Linked DNA regions of Homo sapiens: region 2 is linked to region 1. Evidence: chromatin loops called from intact Hi-C (ENCODE). Cell type or tissue: heart right ventricle. All regions are shown on one strand. Each heading gives the region's core, and the rest is flanking DNA. Links, peaks and the distances in the headings are about the cores only. Region 1 overlaps CSNK1G1 (casein kinase 1 gamma 1). Region 2 overlaps ZNF609 (zinc finger protein 609).

What was found. A loop is a pair of places that touch in the nucleus more often than their neighbours do. Peaks named below come from ENCODE experiments on the same cell type or tissue, not always from the same donor. Only the 100,000 strongest peaks of a DNase experiment are listed, where the experiment ranks them.
Region 2: it touches region 1 in a loop (2.9-fold over the local background); 13 of 110 quality-filtered maps call a loop at or near these places.

What each region holds. Positions count from the first base shown.
Region 1 is chr15:64,205,856-64,214,194 of GRCh38, reverse strand. CSNK1G1 (casein kinase 1 gamma 1) reads left to right here. Exons shown (of 12, transcript NM_022048.5): 6 at 71-305; 7 at 6,601-6,686. Among named protein-coding and RNA genes, the nearest start is that of PPIB, 47 kb to the right of the region's middle. In heart right ventricle, for the core only: a CTCF peak has its summit at 4,264 (motif pointing left); no DNase peak of the experiment used is centred there.
Region 2 is chr15:64,661,691-64,670,029 of GRCh38, reverse strand. All of the region lies in intron 3 of ZNF609 (zinc finger protein 609), which reads right to left. Among named protein-coding and RNA genes, the nearest start is that of OAZ2, 37 kb to the left of the region's middle. RefSeq lists enhancers at 2,319-3,016, 3,017-3,716. In heart right ventricle, for the core only: no CTCF peak of the experiment used is centred there; no DNase peak of the experiment used is centred there.

The DNA.
Region 1 (8,339 bases), core at 311-8,310:
AAGAAACTGTTTTGATGTATTTTCCTGATATACTTCTTTACAGTCTTTCTATCATTTGTTTCTCTTTCAGCTTTCTCGAATGGAATACGTGCACTCAAAGAACCTCATTTACCGAGATGTCAAGCCAGAGAACTTCCTGATTGGTCGACAAGGCAATAAGAAAGAGCATGTTATACACATTATAGACTTTGGACTGGCCAAGGAATACATTGACCCCGAAACCAAAAAACACATACCTTATAGGGAACACAAAAGTTTAACTGGAACTGCAAGATATATGTCTATCAACACGCATCTTGGCAAAGGTGTGTTTTTTTCTGTTCCATGAAAGGGGCGAGTCATTAGAACAGTTTATTATTTCTGTAACATTATATCCCCATTGTGCATTACAACTTGTGGTTTTTATTGTTTCACAAGGTTGAGTGATTTTTATACATGAGAAGTTGAGATGGTAAGTTAATGACTTTTCAAAGAATCCTATAGACTATGCATAGGTTCTTAATTCTTTACACTGTTTCCAAATGTTTAGTTTCTGAGCAGTGTGAGTACTTGAATTATTGTAAAAAGAGGATAGCATTTTAATGAGTTTAGTAATGAATTTGGTATTTACTTATGTATGACCCTATATATGATAGTCCTGAAGAGGACATCAGGCTGGGTCAGCGGTGGGGAAGAGTGCCTCACTAAAAATGGAGTAGACTTCTGTTCACTGCACATAGTTCTGCACAGAAGTCTTCAAGGAAGAGCTTCTGTCTTATTCAGTGAAAATATACTTGGTTTACCATTAGTCTTGCAATTTACTCAGGATAAACAACCTGCACAAATATTGTTAAATGCTCTAATCAAGGCAGAAGACCTTACCTGTGAGGAACTAGCCCAAGGGGGAGAGTATTTGTCAGAGAAGCCTAAGGAACAGTGGGGAGACCAAGCAGGCAGAGCCCTAGGCTTATCCACTTCAAAAAAGCCTCCCTTTTTTATGTTTCATATATTGGGCTTCCATGGAAGATTCTATTTGAAGAAAAGACTCCTAGGTGATTGAAAAAAACATGTTTGAAAATCAACATTCTAGAGAGTAGACAAGCAGAATATTCTCAGATTCCATACTCCTAGGCAGAAATAATTATAAAATATTCTTAAATATTAGTGAACTATTGCACACTAAGATGTATTTTATTTTATTTATTTTTTTGAGATGTAGTCTCGCTCTATCACCCAGGCTGGAGTGCAGTGGCACGATTTCGGCTCACTGCAACCTCTGCCTCGCGGGTTCAAGCAATTCTCCTGCCTCAGCCTCCCGAGTAGCTGGGATTACAGGCATGCATCACCACACCTGGCTAATTTTTGTCCTTTTAATAGAGACGGGATTTCACCATGTTGGCCAGGCTGGTCTTGAACTCCTGGCCTTAAGTGATCTGCCTGCCTCGGCCTCCCAAAGTGCTGGGATTACAGGTGTGAGCCACCGTGCCCAGCATATTTATTTTATTTTTAGAGACAGAATCTCACTCTCACTCAGGCTGGAGTGCAGCAGTGTGATCATAGCTCACTATAACCTCAGTCACCTGAGCTGGAGAGATCTTTCTCAGCCTCAGTAGCTAGGGTTACAGGCGCATGCCATCATGCCCAGCTAACTTCTAAATTTTTTTATAGAGATAGAGTCTCACTGTGTTCCCCAGGCGGGTCTCAAACTCCTGGTTTCAAGAGATCCTGTTGCCTCAGCCTCCCAACACACTGGGATTATAGATGTGAGCCACCATGCCTGGCCTGCACATTAATAAGTATTTTAAAGACTAATGTAATATCTACTAAGTTCCCTCATTGAGTAAACTACACAGGTTATTCACCTGAGGAATTCAAGTGATAGTGAAGAGTAAAAAATGGCATTACAAAGTAGTATGATACAATTCGATTTGAAATTATGATGTTATCAAGATTTTTTCAGTAACCACATGGAAATCCTCACTTAAGTAAATGTAATACTTTAAAATTAGACTAGAGGTCCTCTGGTACTTACTATCAGCGTTACTTTGGACAAGTTACTTAATCTCACTGAAACTCCTCTGTAAAATGAGGGTAATGCTTCACAGGGATATTTTGAGGGTTGAATGGATAATATATGTGAAAGCACCATGTCTGACATAGGTCTCTTGCATAGTGCTCAGCATCCCCTTCTTCCTTCACAATGACAAGTAATTTTCCATTTTACAAGGAAACAAAAACTGTATCTTAAATAATAAACTTAAGATTATGTGGTTTAACTGACAAACTCTAGAAGTTGTTTTAATGCCCACTTCCTGGGCTCAGCCATTTGTGTACTAATTTTATTGTTCTTAAGAGGAAAGACAAGAACAGACAAGGGATGGGTGTTCATGTTATGTTTGTATAAGATACAGAGTAGTGGTTAAGAAAAAGGATGCAAATCCTGGCGCTCTTTCTTAATAGCTATGTAATTTTGATCCAATAACCTTCTTCCCTCAGCCTCGGTTATCTCATGTATAAAATGGGTATGATAATTATGCCTGTAATATATGGTTCTATGAGATAATGTATGTAAAATGTTTAGCATAATGCCTGATAATAGTAATATCAGTCCATATTGTAATTATCCCGATTATTATTTATTCAACAAAATCTGTTTTAAGCATCTACTGTGCATCAGTCTGTTTCATCTCTTGGTGTACTGCCATTCCTGCCGGGACTTTTGAGTTTACCCCCAGACTTGGCTTACTGAGTACCAGAGTTTTTCAGGTCAAATCTAACCTGTCATCATATTTTGTGCTCTCTGCATTACAGAGAATACATAAAGAAAGTTGTCACTGCTTTTTAAACTCTTTCCCATGCCTCAAACGATAGAAGTTTTTGTAGGAACTCTAATGCTATTGGTTTTTAAATGTGTTGCATTTTTTTGTGTTGCAAAGAAGAAATGACTGAGATGTGTATTTTCAAATGGCTTTGAGAAAATCACTTCTTAATTTTACAGAGGAGGAGGACAAGAGAAGAAGCCTCCTAAACCTTGCATTAGTTGCCACATCAGAGTAGCCACACTTACTTAGTCCATTTTGTGTTGCTATAAAGGAATACCTGAGGCTGGGTCATTTTATAAAGAAAAGACCTTTAAATTTGGCTCAGGGTTCTGCAGGCTGTACAAGAAGCATGGCACTGGCATCTGCATCTGGTGAGGGCCTCAGGGGCCTCATGCTGCTTCCACTCATGGTGTAAGGGGAAGGGGAGCAGCCAGCATGTGCAGATCACATGGGAAGGGGGGTGCTAGGCTCTTCTCACCAACCTGCTTTCTTGGGAACTCATCCCTAAGGGAGGTCGTTAATCAGTTAATGAGGGATATACCCCCATGACCCAAACACCTTCCATTTGGCCCAGCTTCGAACATTGGGATCAAATTTCAACGTGAGGTTTGTGTGTGTTGGGGGGTCCGGGGGAAGGACAGAAATCCAGACCATAGTAGCCACCTTCCCACTGATTAAGCTTTTACTGAGAAGCCCAATTTATATTATTTAATGGTTGAAATTAGGGTGAGAACACTGGGTTACCTTGCTCCCTGCCTTCAACAAATATATTTAACCTAAAATCAGGGATGTTATGCATGTAAACCAAGCACATCTTTCTGATTGGATGAAAGCACACCTTTCAACCAATCAGAAGAATTGAAGAATTTTGTGTCCTGCTGGTCTCACTGGTATTGGAAACCTTTCTTCTTTGAAAATGAAAATATGCTGCATGAAAAAATGAGGGCATGTAGAAATAATGAATTGGACAAGTGTGGAGTGTTCAAAGTCGTATGAAAATAAAGCATGCTCTGGTTTTCACTCTTATTTTTTTCCTGAAAGGCCCTAAAGGCTTAAGTTATCAGATTATTTTAGAATTTTAGAGCTGGAAAATGACTTTTCAAATTCTCCCCAGATTGAACACTTTATTTTCAGATGAGGAAACTGAGACCCAAAGTAGGTGACTTGACCATGCTTAATTTCACTGGATTAAATTAGTGGAAAGGATAAACCAAGATCTAGATACCTAAATCGTTGAGCTGATTTAGGTACCCTTATTTTGGGTACCTTATTTAGGTACCCTTCCTGATTTAGGAACCCTTATTTTTCCTATTGTCCCATATTCTATAGTTCTTTTTCATAGTTCTCAGGATTTGAAAAGTTACTTTATTACTTATTCCAGTGAGTTTTAAAAATATATTAATCTCATAATTTATTTTGCTGTGAAATCTTTTTTCTGTAGGCCTGATCAATATTGAAAATGTGGAGAGTTTTCGCCCTCTAGTGCTCAACTGTTTAAAATTCAAACATTTGTCCAGTGAATTTTTAATAACCAAGGGGCTTCTTGTTACAGGAAGTGGATATAAAAATGGAGAGGCAATGAGTAGGTGTGATACAGTATGAGAAACTGCAGAGTCGTTTCTCTATCTGCCCTGCTTTGTGGGAGGCCTCCACTCAACTCTCCTTGTTCTTTTCTCTTTTTCATTTGTGCATCCTTAGGTTGTGTCAACAAACTGTTTTTGTATAACTGCTTTTTTTTTCAATTATGAATATTTTATTGCAAACTTCAGACAAGCCATGTAGACAAAGGATTCTGATGGTCATGCTGTTTTCATTCTTTTTAAGATTGTTTCAATTGTTGTATACCAACTCAGTTTTATGTTATTTATCTCTGTCAGGGTACCTCTCCTTCCCATTAGTAACCATCTTTTTACAACCTCCATCAAATCATTATTTAAAAAGTTGCCTTTTCTTTCTTCATCTACCCTGTAGACTACTATTCTTTTTCATGCAAATTCCCTATAATTTAAGGCAATAGTTAAACATGTTGCACTTCTGTATTTTGAGTTAGCTGAGTGGCTTTCTCTGGCTCTCTTGGGTTTTACTTTCTGTACAAAGAAAGCACAATCAAGTTGAAGGTAGCCTCTTAGTCTTGCTTCTGTAGTTTATTCAGATAAAGCCCTAAACTTGATTCTGAAAAATAAACACATAAAATGTCTGAGATGGGCCAGGTGTGGTGGCTCACACCTGTAGTGCCAGCACTTTGGGAGGCCAAGGCTGGTTGATTGCTTGATTGGCCCAGGAGTTCAAGACCAGCCTGGGAAACATGGCAAAACCCAGTAACTATAAAAAATACAAAAAGTAGCCAGGGATGGTGGTGCATGCCTGTAGTCCCAGCTAGTGAGGAAGCTGAGGTGGGAGGATCACTTGAGCCCAGGAGGGCGAGGCTGCAGTGTCCAAGAACATGCTACTGTACTCTAGCCTAGGCAACAGAGCGAGACCTTGTCTCAAAAAAAAAAAAAAAAGAAAAAAGAAATCTGAGACTAAACCATAATTGGCAAATTCAAAATGAATGCATGGACTGGGTGCAATGGCTCACATGGGTAATCCCAGCAGTTTGGGAGGCTGATATGTTAGATTTGCTTGAGGCCAGGAGTTTGAGACCAGCTTGAGCAACATAGCGACATCCCATCTTCACAAAAAATAAAAATAAATAAATTAGCCGAGTGTGGTTCCACACACTTATATTCCTAGCTACTCAGCTGAGGCAGAAGGGTCCCTTGGGCTCAGGAATTTGAGGCTGCAGTGAGCCATGATCACAACACTGCACTCAAGCCTAGGAAACAGAGCAAGGACTCTGTCTGTAAAAAAGAATAAAGAAACGAAGGTGTGTACTACTTAGATTCTAACAATCAAAGAATGTGTAGGATGTTTTCTGAGATGAAGTTGCAGTTTTTTGTTAACTATTTTGCAGTTCTTTGTCATCTTCACCTTCCCAATTAAAAGGAGAGAAAAACCCAGCAACTTGTTTTAGATACGCTTCCAGAATGCAGGGACTTTGATTTTTTGTTTTATTTTGTTTTGGGATGAGGTCTCATTATGTTGCCCAGGCTTATCTCGAACTCCTGGGCCGAAGCGATCCTCTCACGTCAGCCTCTTAAGTAGCTGGCACTACAGATGTGTGTAGCCTTACCCATCTAATTTTGAGGAGACCTTAGTAATAAATTCTAAAATGTTTTTGAGGTTATAGGACATGGTACAAATTGAATGGGAGCCAAGAGAGTATGTACTGATGTTCATTGATATGAAACTTAATTTTAAGTGTTAATTTTTATGATGAATAAAAAGCACTTGGCATGTTTGCTAGGCATTTTGCAGCTTGTATCTTTGCAGGCCTAGCCAGAATGGACTGTTTTAACAGTTTGGGTTGCTTAATCTGCTGCTCACTCTCTGGTGGTAACTAAAAGGTAATTGTAGCCCATATACTGGAAATAGCATTTCATTAAAATTTTATCACTTTCAGGAAGGTGACAGCATTGAGTGAGGGGTGGAAATTCACTGTTTAGTGATTTGGGCTTGGTTTTAATTCAGAATTTGCTCTTTTCTCTTGATATTTACTTACCATCAACAGATCTAGGCAAAGGAAGTACACATCGGTTTAGGGTTTTGATCTAAAATACTATCCTTGGTTTAAATATACAAGTAATTAGTAAGCAGAGCCTTTCCAGAGCCGAAGGGTTTCTGAAGGGATTACTTGGTTTTGAACCTCTTTCTGCTTTAATAACTGCAAACATAATGTGTGATCTGTCTTCCCTTTTAGAGCAAAGCCGGAGAGATGATTTGGAAGCCCTAGGCCATATGTTCATGTATTTCCTTCGAGGCAGCCTCCCCTGGCAAGGACTCAAGGTATCCTTGAAAGTGTTCAGTGGAGGGCTTTGTTTCAATGCTCAGTTGTTAATGAAGGAGCCTCTGGCTTCATGTTTTTAAGAAATGTGTAGGGGGCTGGCCAGATGCGGTGGCTCATGCCTGTAATCCCAGCACTTTGGGAGGCTGAGGTGGGAGGATTGCTTGAGTCCAGGAGTTTGAGATCAGCAACATAGTGAGACCCCATCTCTATTTAAACATAAACAAATAAATATTTTTTTAAAACAACACACAAAAAGGATTATTGGCTAATTGGCTCTGGAGATAAGAAGCAGGGACTAATTACATTAGTCTACATTATAAATGCTCTCCTGGGCTTTGGAAACTGTTTTGTTCACATTTGTCTTCCGTTTCTTAATTTTTCCTTGTTCTTGGATTTTCCATGATCTTTTCCCTCATTTCCTCCCAGGCTTGACAGTGCTGCTTTTCTCTCTGTGTTGGTATTCCTCCTCCACTACCATTATGTAGCAGGAGGAGTGTTCCCAGTATGTAAGGGAATTTCTGGAACAAATTGTTGACAACAGCTGCTACACATTTTACCAGAAAGGCCAGCAGGGTGTACTCCTCAGGAAAACTTGGAAAATATTTGTTTATCCTATGTAGGCTAAGAACTCACCTGAACTAAAATGAAAATCCAGGTTTAAGATTGCTTTTCAAGTGTATTATTGAATAAATGCCTATTCAGACAATATCTATTCATTGCAAAATGTGTAGAGTTTAAATAGCCTTCCTTAGGTAGGTGTCAGTACAGTGGTTACATGTCAGTTTACTATTATAATTATGAGCATTATCATTACTCTGTGCCTTTGGCTGTTTGGCTAGGAAATGGTGAGCTTCTAACCCATTGTAAGTCCCATTAGTATCTTGTGAGACTTTTTTTTTTTTTTTTTTTTTTTTTTTTTTTGAGACAGAGTTTCACTCTGTTTCCCAGGCTGGGCTCGCTGCAACCTCCACCTCCCAGGTTCCAGCGGTTCTCCTACCTCAGCCTCTTGAATAGCTGGGATTACAGGTGCATGCCACCACGCCCAGCTAATTTTTTGGTTTTTGTTTTGAGACGGACTCTCGCTTTGTTGCCCAGGCTGGAGTGCAGTGGTGCAATCTCGGCTCACTGCAACCTCCGCCTCCTGGGTTCAAGCAATTCTCCTGCCTCAGCCTCCTGAGTAGCTGGGACTACAGGCACACGCCACCACACCCGGCTAATTTTTGTATTTTTAGTAGAGACGGGGTTTCACCATATTGGCCAGACTGGTCTCAAACTCCTGACCTTGTGATCCGCCTGCCTCGGCCTCCCAAAGTGCTGGGATTACAGGCGTGAGCCACTGCACCCAGCCAATTTTTTGTATTTTTAGTAGAGACGGGGTTTCACCATGTTGGTCAGGCTGGTCTCGAGCTCCTGACCTCAAGTGATCACCCATCTAGGTCTCCCAGAGTGCTAGGATTACAGGCATGAGCCATCGCGCCTGGCCCAAGACATATTTTTTGGTTGTAATTTATTTCAACATATTAATATGGAAAGAAACTTAATCAGTAGTTTGGGGTACTCCTACACCCCCTCTTCCAGAAAGGCAGGATGGTTCATTTTGCTGTAGGCTTTCTAGACTATTGTCCTAAAACGTAAGACTTCCACCCATTCCC
Region 2 (8,339 bases), core at 81-8,080, 460 kb before region 1:
CCAAGTAGCTGGGATCACAAGAGCATGTCACCACACCTGGATAATTAAAAAAATTTTTTTTTGGCCGGGAGTGGTGGCTCACGCCTGTAATCCCAGTACTTTGGGAGGCTAAGGCAGGCAGATCACTTGCAGCCAGGAGCTCAAGATCAGCCTGGCCAACATGGGGAAAACCTGTCTCTACTAAAATTACAAAAATTAGCTGGGCATAGTGGTGCATGCCTGTAATCCCAGCTACTCAGGAGAGTGAGGCAGGAGAATCACTTGAACCCAGGAGGTGGAGTTTGCAGTGAGCCAAGATTGCGCCACTGCACTCCAGCATGGGTGACAGAGTGAGACTCCGTCTCAAAAAAAAATAAAAAATAAAAAAATAAAGCTTTTGACTAGGTAATGTAGCCTTACTCCAAAATTCAAAAGGTAGTCCCCACACCTCAACCAAAAAAAATCTCCAACAAACCCTAATATAAAATGAAGTGTCCCTTCCATAACTGTTCTTCAGTCTTCCAGTTCCCCTACTTGGAAACATCCAAAAGTCTTCCACAGATATTTTATATGTATATATGCAAATATGTTCATATATTCTTCCTTAAATGATAGCAATATACACACAATGTTCTGCACACTGCTTTTTTCATGTACCCAAATATTTTGGATCATTCCATATGTGTAGACAGAGAACTACTTCATTCTTTTCAATGGCAGCATTTGAACGGACATTTAGGTTGTTTCAATCTTCTGCTATTACAAATAAACTGCAATGAATAATCTTGTACAAATGCTTCATTTTACCTACACAAATATGTCTGTAAGATGAATTCCTGTAAGTAAAACTGTTAATCACAGTGCACTTGTATTTGGAGTTCTCACAAATACGGCCAAACCACCTCCAAATTGCCTCAAAGAGGACATACTCATTCATATACCCATTTATAGTAGCCCATGAATACCTCTTGCCCTTTTCCTTTGGCAACATGATGTTCTCATTTTGTTCTTTGCCAATCTGATAAAAGAAAAATTATGTTTTATATAGGGTTTTTTTTTGGCATTTTAATTCCTTTTTTTTTTTTTTTTTTTTTTTTTGAGACGGAGTTTCGCTCTTGTTGCCCAGGCTGGAGTGCAATGGTGTGATCTCCGCTCACTGCAACCTCCGCCTCCTGGGTTCAAGCAATTCTCCGCCTCAGCCTCCCAAGTAGCTAGGATTATAGGCATGCACCACCACCCCCAGCTAATTTTGTATTTTTAGTAGAGACAGAGTTTCTCCATGTTGGTCAGGCTGGTCTCAATCTCCCGACCTCATGTGATCCGCCTGCCTCAACCTCCCAAAGTGCTGGGATTACAGGCATGAGCCACCGCACCTGGCTGGCATTTTAATTCTTTTAGAGACAATGTCTTGTTATGTTGCCCAGATTGGGCTCAAACTCGGGCTCAAGCTATCCTCTTGTCAAGACCATTTTGCCCAGGCTGGTCTTGAACTCCTGAGATCAAGCAATCCATCTGCCTTGGCTTTCCAAAGTGCTGGGATTATAGGTGTGAGCCACCACACTTGGCTCCATTCAGTCTTTTACCATTAAATATAATATTCAGTTTTAGCGCCATGTCTGGGATATTAGAGACAAAAAGAAAACCCAGGGAACTCATCACCATGTTGTTTCTAAGGTCTTGTGACCCATGGCTGGTCTGCCTTCTTTCTTCCACGTTTCACAGTCTTGTTGTATTTGTTTTATAAATAATTTCCAGAGTTTTTAGTTGTATTTAGGGGAGGAATAGGGAAAAATCTGTCTACTCCATCTTCTCTGAAGTGGAAGTCCTGGTTTTTATTGGTTATCTTTCTTAACATTAGATTTCTATTATTAACATTTTGGTTTGCAGCCTCATATTGAGTGGAATGTCTTTGTTATTACTTTTTCCCCTTTCTCTGTCTCATCACTTTGCAATTTCTTTCTTCTGGCCCCCTAGGGACTCAGTACAACAGGTCTTCAAATGGCCTATGCCACAGTGAAATTTAGGATATCACACTTCTATTCTAATAATGAATCAGGAGGCAGCTTGACACAGTCCTTCCCAACTCCTTAAAGCTTCCCTCCTCCACTCAACAATTAACTTATTTTAAGCCTCCTTTCATAAGGCTGGTTGGGGGTTAGCATCTCACTCTCCTGGCCTCACATTCTTAGTCTATGAGCTTTTTTAGTATCTATTTACTCCTCTGAAATCACCTCTCACGACTACTCTTTGTTCCCAGATCTGGAGGTCAGCCAGTCCACAGATTCAGCCCCACTTAGTGACTTGCATCTGTGTTTCTTTTTCTTTTTCTTTTTTTTTTGAGACAGAGTTTCACTCTTGTTGCCCAGGCTGAAGTGCAATGGCCTGATCTCAGCTCATTGCAACCTCCACCTCCTGGGTTCAAGTGATTCTCCTGCCTCAGCCTCCTGAGTAGCTGGGATTACGGCAGGTGCCACCATGCCCGGGCTAATTTTGTATTTTTTTTAAGCAGAGACAGGGTTTCACCATGTTGGTCAGGCCGGTCTCGAACTCCCGACCTCAGGTGATCTGCCCACCTCAGACTCCCAAAGTGTTGGGATTACAGGTGTTAGCCACCACACCCAGCTCCAAGGCATATTTTCTATGGAATATATCAAGACAATAAATCTGGGGGATCTGGAATTAGCTTTTGTTTGTCTACGGCCACCCACTAATAAAATACTTTTTGATTTGGCACTTCTAGGACATATCTCTAGTAACTCACTTATATTCATTTATTCTTCGACATACAATGTTGTCTAAAAATCACTGGACATGGAGTTAGAAAACCTCAGTGCAAATCCTGGCTTTGTTATAGTGTAACCTTGAACAAGTCACTTGGCTTCTACAAATCTCAGGGTTTTTTTGTTTGTTTTGTTTTTTTGAGACAGAGTCTCGCTCTGTCGCCCAGGCTGAAGTGCAGTGGCACGAATCTCGGCTCACTATAAGCTCCGTCTCCCGGGTTCACGCCATTCTCCTGCCTCAGCCCCCCGAGTAGCTGGGACTAGAGGCGCACATCACCACACCCGGCTAATTTTTGTTGTATTTTTTAGTAGAGACAGGGTTTACCATGTTAGCCAGGATGGTCTTGATCTCCTGATCTCATGATCCGCCCGCCTCGGCCTCCCCAAAGTGCTGGGATTACAGGCATGAGCCACCGCGCCTGGCCCAAATCTTAGATTTTTAAAAATATAGGATTAAGCCGGGTGCGGTGGCTCATGCCTGTAATCCCAGCACTTTGGGATGCCAAGGCGAGTGATCACTTGAGGTCAGGGGTCCAAGACCAGCCAGCCTGGCCAAGATGGTGAAACCCCATCTCTACTAAAAATACAAAAATTAGCTGGGCGTGGTGGTGGGCGCCTGTAGTCCCAGCTACTCAGGAGGCTGTGGCAAGAGAACTGCTTGAACCCAGGAGGTGTTCAAGGAGGTGTTGCAGTGAGCTGAGATTGTGCTACTGCACTCCAGCCTCGGCGACAGAGCAAGGCTTCATCTCAAAAAATAAATAAATACAATAAAGTAAAAAAGAAAAATAAAACTATTATGTGCTAGATGTTTTCATATTATCTTATTGAATATTTACAGCCTTAAATCACTTTTATTTTTATTTAATTATTTTTATTTTGGACAGAGTCTCGCTCTGTTGTCCAAGCTAGAGTGCAGTAGTGCAATCTTGGCTCACTGCAACCTCCGCCTCCCAGGTTCAAGCAATTCTTGTGCCTCAGCCTCCCAAGTAGCTGGGATTACAGGCGTGTGCCACCATGCATGGCTGATTTTTGTGTTTTTAGTAAAGACAGGGTTATACCATGTTGGCCAGGCTGGTTTTGAACTCCTGGCCCCAAGCGATCCACCCAACTTGGTCTCCCAAAGTGCTGAGATTACAGTAGTCACTAGGCCAATCACTTTTATTTTTATTTGTGTGTGTGTGTTTTTTTTTTTTTTTGAGACGAAGTCTTGCTCTGTTGCCCAGGGTGGAGTGCAGTGGCGCAATCCCTACTCACTGCAACCTCCGCCTCCTGGGTTCAAGCGATTCTCCTGCCTCAGCCTCCTGAGTAGCTGGCATTTGTTTATTTATTTTTTAATTTAATTTTTAATTTTAATTTTTATTTTTGAGATGGAGTTTTGCTCTTGTTGCCTAGACTGGAGTGCAATGGCGTGATCTTGGGTCATCGCAACCTCCGCCTCCCAGGTTCAAGCAATTCTCCTGCCTCAGCCTCCCGAGTAGCTGGGATTACAGGCATGTACCACCACGCCCAGCTAATTTTATATTTTTAGTAGATATGGGGTTTCTCCATGTTGAGGCTGGTCTCAAACTCCTGACCTCAGGTGATCTGCCTGCCTCGGCCTTCCAAAGTGCTGGGATTACAGGCATGCGCCACCGGGCCCGGCCCATTTGTTTACTTTTTATAATTTTTTCTGTTTGTTTAAAAATAGAGACAGAGTCTCACTATGTTACCCAGGCTGGTTTCAACTCCTGGTCTCAAGTGATCCTCCTGCCTTGGTTTCCTAAAGAGCTGGGATTACAGGCATGAGCCACGGCACCTGGTCTTAAATCACTTTTTGAGGAAGGCAGGCCATAAGTGGGTGCCAAAAATCCTGTCATATAAGGATTGTTAAGGCTACTTTGCAAAGGAGGAAATGATACACCAGAAAGGATAAATCATTTACTCAAGGGTTCACTATTAGTGGTCAGATCTTTCAGACTCTAAGGCCTGACACAGCTATCTCTAATGGATTCTGATTGTTTTCACACAATTTTCTTAGAATATCCTGTTACCTTCACCTTAGATAAAAGACACATACACATACAGGATTGCAGGGGGTCATCCAGAGGGGAAAAGGATAGGAATCCTATCCCTTTGCAGTGCCCTGGCATCTTAAGGGAAATGGCATCTCTCCTAAAGAAGTAATTAGGCTAAATTCTCTCTAGCTATTAGCAAAGTGATTTCAAATGGATGTCTCCCCCAAAAGGTGGCCTGCTCTGATTACTGCATAATCAATTTAATAGGAACAGAGTCCATTTATAGAGAAGGTAAGACTTAGAGATAGGCATCTCATTTATAAGGGCAGATGAGCACAGCTGTACACAGAGAGCAGGCACACAACTAGAAGATGAATCTCATTACTATTCTTGAAACAGCTGGGTGGGAACACATGTTTATAAATCAGGCTTCTTCCTTTGGTATAATCTGCAAACTTTAGCAATAATGAATGAGCTGAAGAGAAGACAGGTCAAACAAGGTGCTGGAAATGGGAGAAGGGAAGAGAAAAAATTATGATATGGAAAGACAAAATGGAGGCTTGTTTAAATGTCAAAGGAAACACACATTGATGAGGTTTAATAGTCTTCCTGCAAGGTTCCGAGTTGAGACAGCTGGAGAATAGGACGACAGGAAAGAAAAGCAGCAAATAACACTTAACAGACCAAGTTTCTCTATTAGGGGCTAGCTTTAGAGAAGCAAGTAGGCTGAAGAGAAAGAAAAACTGGTCTTCATCTTGGAAAACTTACTATTTTTCATAAGTGTTCACAAAATAAGGAAAGGCTCAGCATGTTTGAGGATAATACTGCTAAAAAACAGCAGTAATAAATAGTGCTCCGTGTTTCTCTAGAATCTTACTTTCAGATTTACCAAGTCTTATGGACATAATCTAAGTACCCATTATTAAGTTTTAGAGTACTCACTATTCTCCCTTCTTCAAGGTGATAAATATTGGAGCAGAGTAAAGGGAAAATGATGACATGTATGAGGCACTAGTCAGGTTCCCCTAGTTATTATTATTATTATTTTTGAGACAGAGACTCACTGTGTCACCCAGGCTGGAGTGCAGTGGTGCAATCTCGGCTCACTCCAGCCTCTGCCTCCCAGGCTCAAGCAATACTCCTGCCTCAGCCTCCCAAGCAGCTGGGATTACAGGTGTGCACCACCACACCTCGTTAATTTTTGTATTATTAGTAGAGATACTGTTTCACCATGTTGGTCAGGCTGGTCTCGAAGTCCTGCCTCAGGTGATCCACCTGCCTCGGGCTCCCAAAGTGCTGGGATTACAGGCATGAGCCACCACGACTGGCCAGGTTCCCACAGTTCTTAGGAGTGAAATGCTGAGACAAACTCAATCCCAAAGCAGCACTGCTTTGTTTCAGATAATAATTCAAAACCTCAAAACATTTGTGTAGTCAAGGCTGATCCAAGTATAATAGTAGAAAGAGAGAGAGAGATTTTTTTCTAGGCCCCTCATTTTTACTATTTCCATTAGTACATACTTTCTCTCAGGGATCTGGTACCTTCATGCTCAGCTCCTTCATGCTCAGACCAATTCCCTTCTTGAAACGCTTCCTTCACTTGGCTTCCAGAACACCATACTCTCCTGGTTTTCCTCCTATCTCTCTGGTCATTCCTCAGCATCTTTTGCTGGTACTTCATGTGTAGCTGATGACTCAAACTTCTATCCCTAGCCCCAACCTCTCCCCTAAACTCCAGATTCATGTATCTAATCACAAACTTGACATTTCCATTGGACGTCTAAATGGAGATCTCAAACTTAATATGTTCCAAACTGAGCTCCTGATACCCATCCTCTCCTTAACAACCCTCTCCTCCAAGAACAACAAAAACAACTTGCTCTGAATTCTCCCTATCTGAGGTAATGGCATGTGTACATCCTTCTAGGTGTTCAGGTCAAAACCCTTAGAGTTTTACTTGGTTCCTCTCCTACTATCCATGTCCCCACACCTGACCATCAGCAAATCTTTTTGGCTCAACCTTCAAAATATATCCAGATTTTGATCATTTCTCATTACCTCCACTTCTACTGCTCCAAGCACTCCTTAAATTATTGCAATAGCTTCCTAACTTGCTTCCATCTTTATCACTTTCTGACCTGTTCTCAACACAGAGACCAGAGAGATCCTGTTAAATAAAACCTCTCATATCCTATCATTTCTCTGTATAAAACCTTTTAGCTTTTGAACTCATACATACAGGTATAGGTGATACATACATCTGTATGTATCACCTATTCCCAAAAAAACACATAAAAATAGTTATTAGTTAGCCAAGCACGGTGGCTCATGCCTGTAATCTCAGCAATTTGGGAGGCCGAGGCAGGTGGATCATCTTAGGTCCGGAGTTCAAGACCAGCCTGGTCAACATGGTGAAACCCCATCTTTACTAAAAATACAAAAATTAGCCGGGCAGTAGTGGCGCGTGCCTGTAATCCCAGCTCCTGAGGAGGCTGAGGCAAGAGAATCGCGTGAGCCTGGGAGGCAGAGGTTGTGGTGATCCGAGATCGCGCCACTGCACTCCCGTCTGGGCAACAGAAAGAGACCCTGTCTCAAGAAAAAAAAAATTATTAGTTTTAGTAGAAATATCTCAATGTTTTAAAAATGCTTCATGGCCAAGCATGGTGGCTCATGCCTGTAATCTCAGCATTTTGGGAGGCCAAGGTGGGAGGATTGCTTGAGCATAGGAATTCGAAACTAGCCTGGGCAATGTAGTGAGACCCTGTCTCTAAAAAATTCTTTAAATTATCTGGGCTTGTTGGCATGTGCCTGTAGTGCCAACTACTATGGAGGCTGACATGGGGGGATCACTTGAGCCCGGGAGATCTAGGCTGTAATGAGTTGAGATGTTGCCCCTGCACTCCAGCCTAATTCACAGAGGAAAAAAAAAAGATGGGGCCTAATTCTCATCCCCTGGAGTGTGAGCTGCCTTTAGCAACTTGCAGAAGTGATGGTGCATGACTTTTGAGACAAGGTGATAAAAGGTATTATTGGGGGTTCCTCCTTGCTTTCTCTCTGGGATTTCTTCCCTTAGGGATGACAGCAGCCATTTTGTGAGAACACTTAAGCAGCCCTATGGAGAAGTCCACGAGGCCAGCAACTGAAGCCCTCTGCCAATAGTCATGTAGTGAAGCAACTTGGAAGAGGATCCTCCAGCCCCAGATATGCTTTCAGATGATGGCAGCCCCAGTCAACAACTGACTACAACCTCATGAGAGACCCTGAGTCAGACCACCCAGTTAAGCTACTCCTGAATTCCTGAGCCACAGAAACTCTGTGAGATAATATTTATTGTTTTAGACAACTATGTTTTAGGTTAATTTGTTACATAACAGATAACCTGGAATAATGTCTACCCTAGGTAGACAAATAATTCATTCCTACCTTGAACGAATATTTATTGAGCATCTATTATTTGCCAAGCATTCTGTGAAGTATTGAAGTTACAAAAACAGTGAAGAAATGCTGAGGTCCACTCCTGGGTTGGCAGCAAATGTTTATTAAGAGCCAACTTTATGGAATGTGCTGGACTAAGTACTAGAGAATA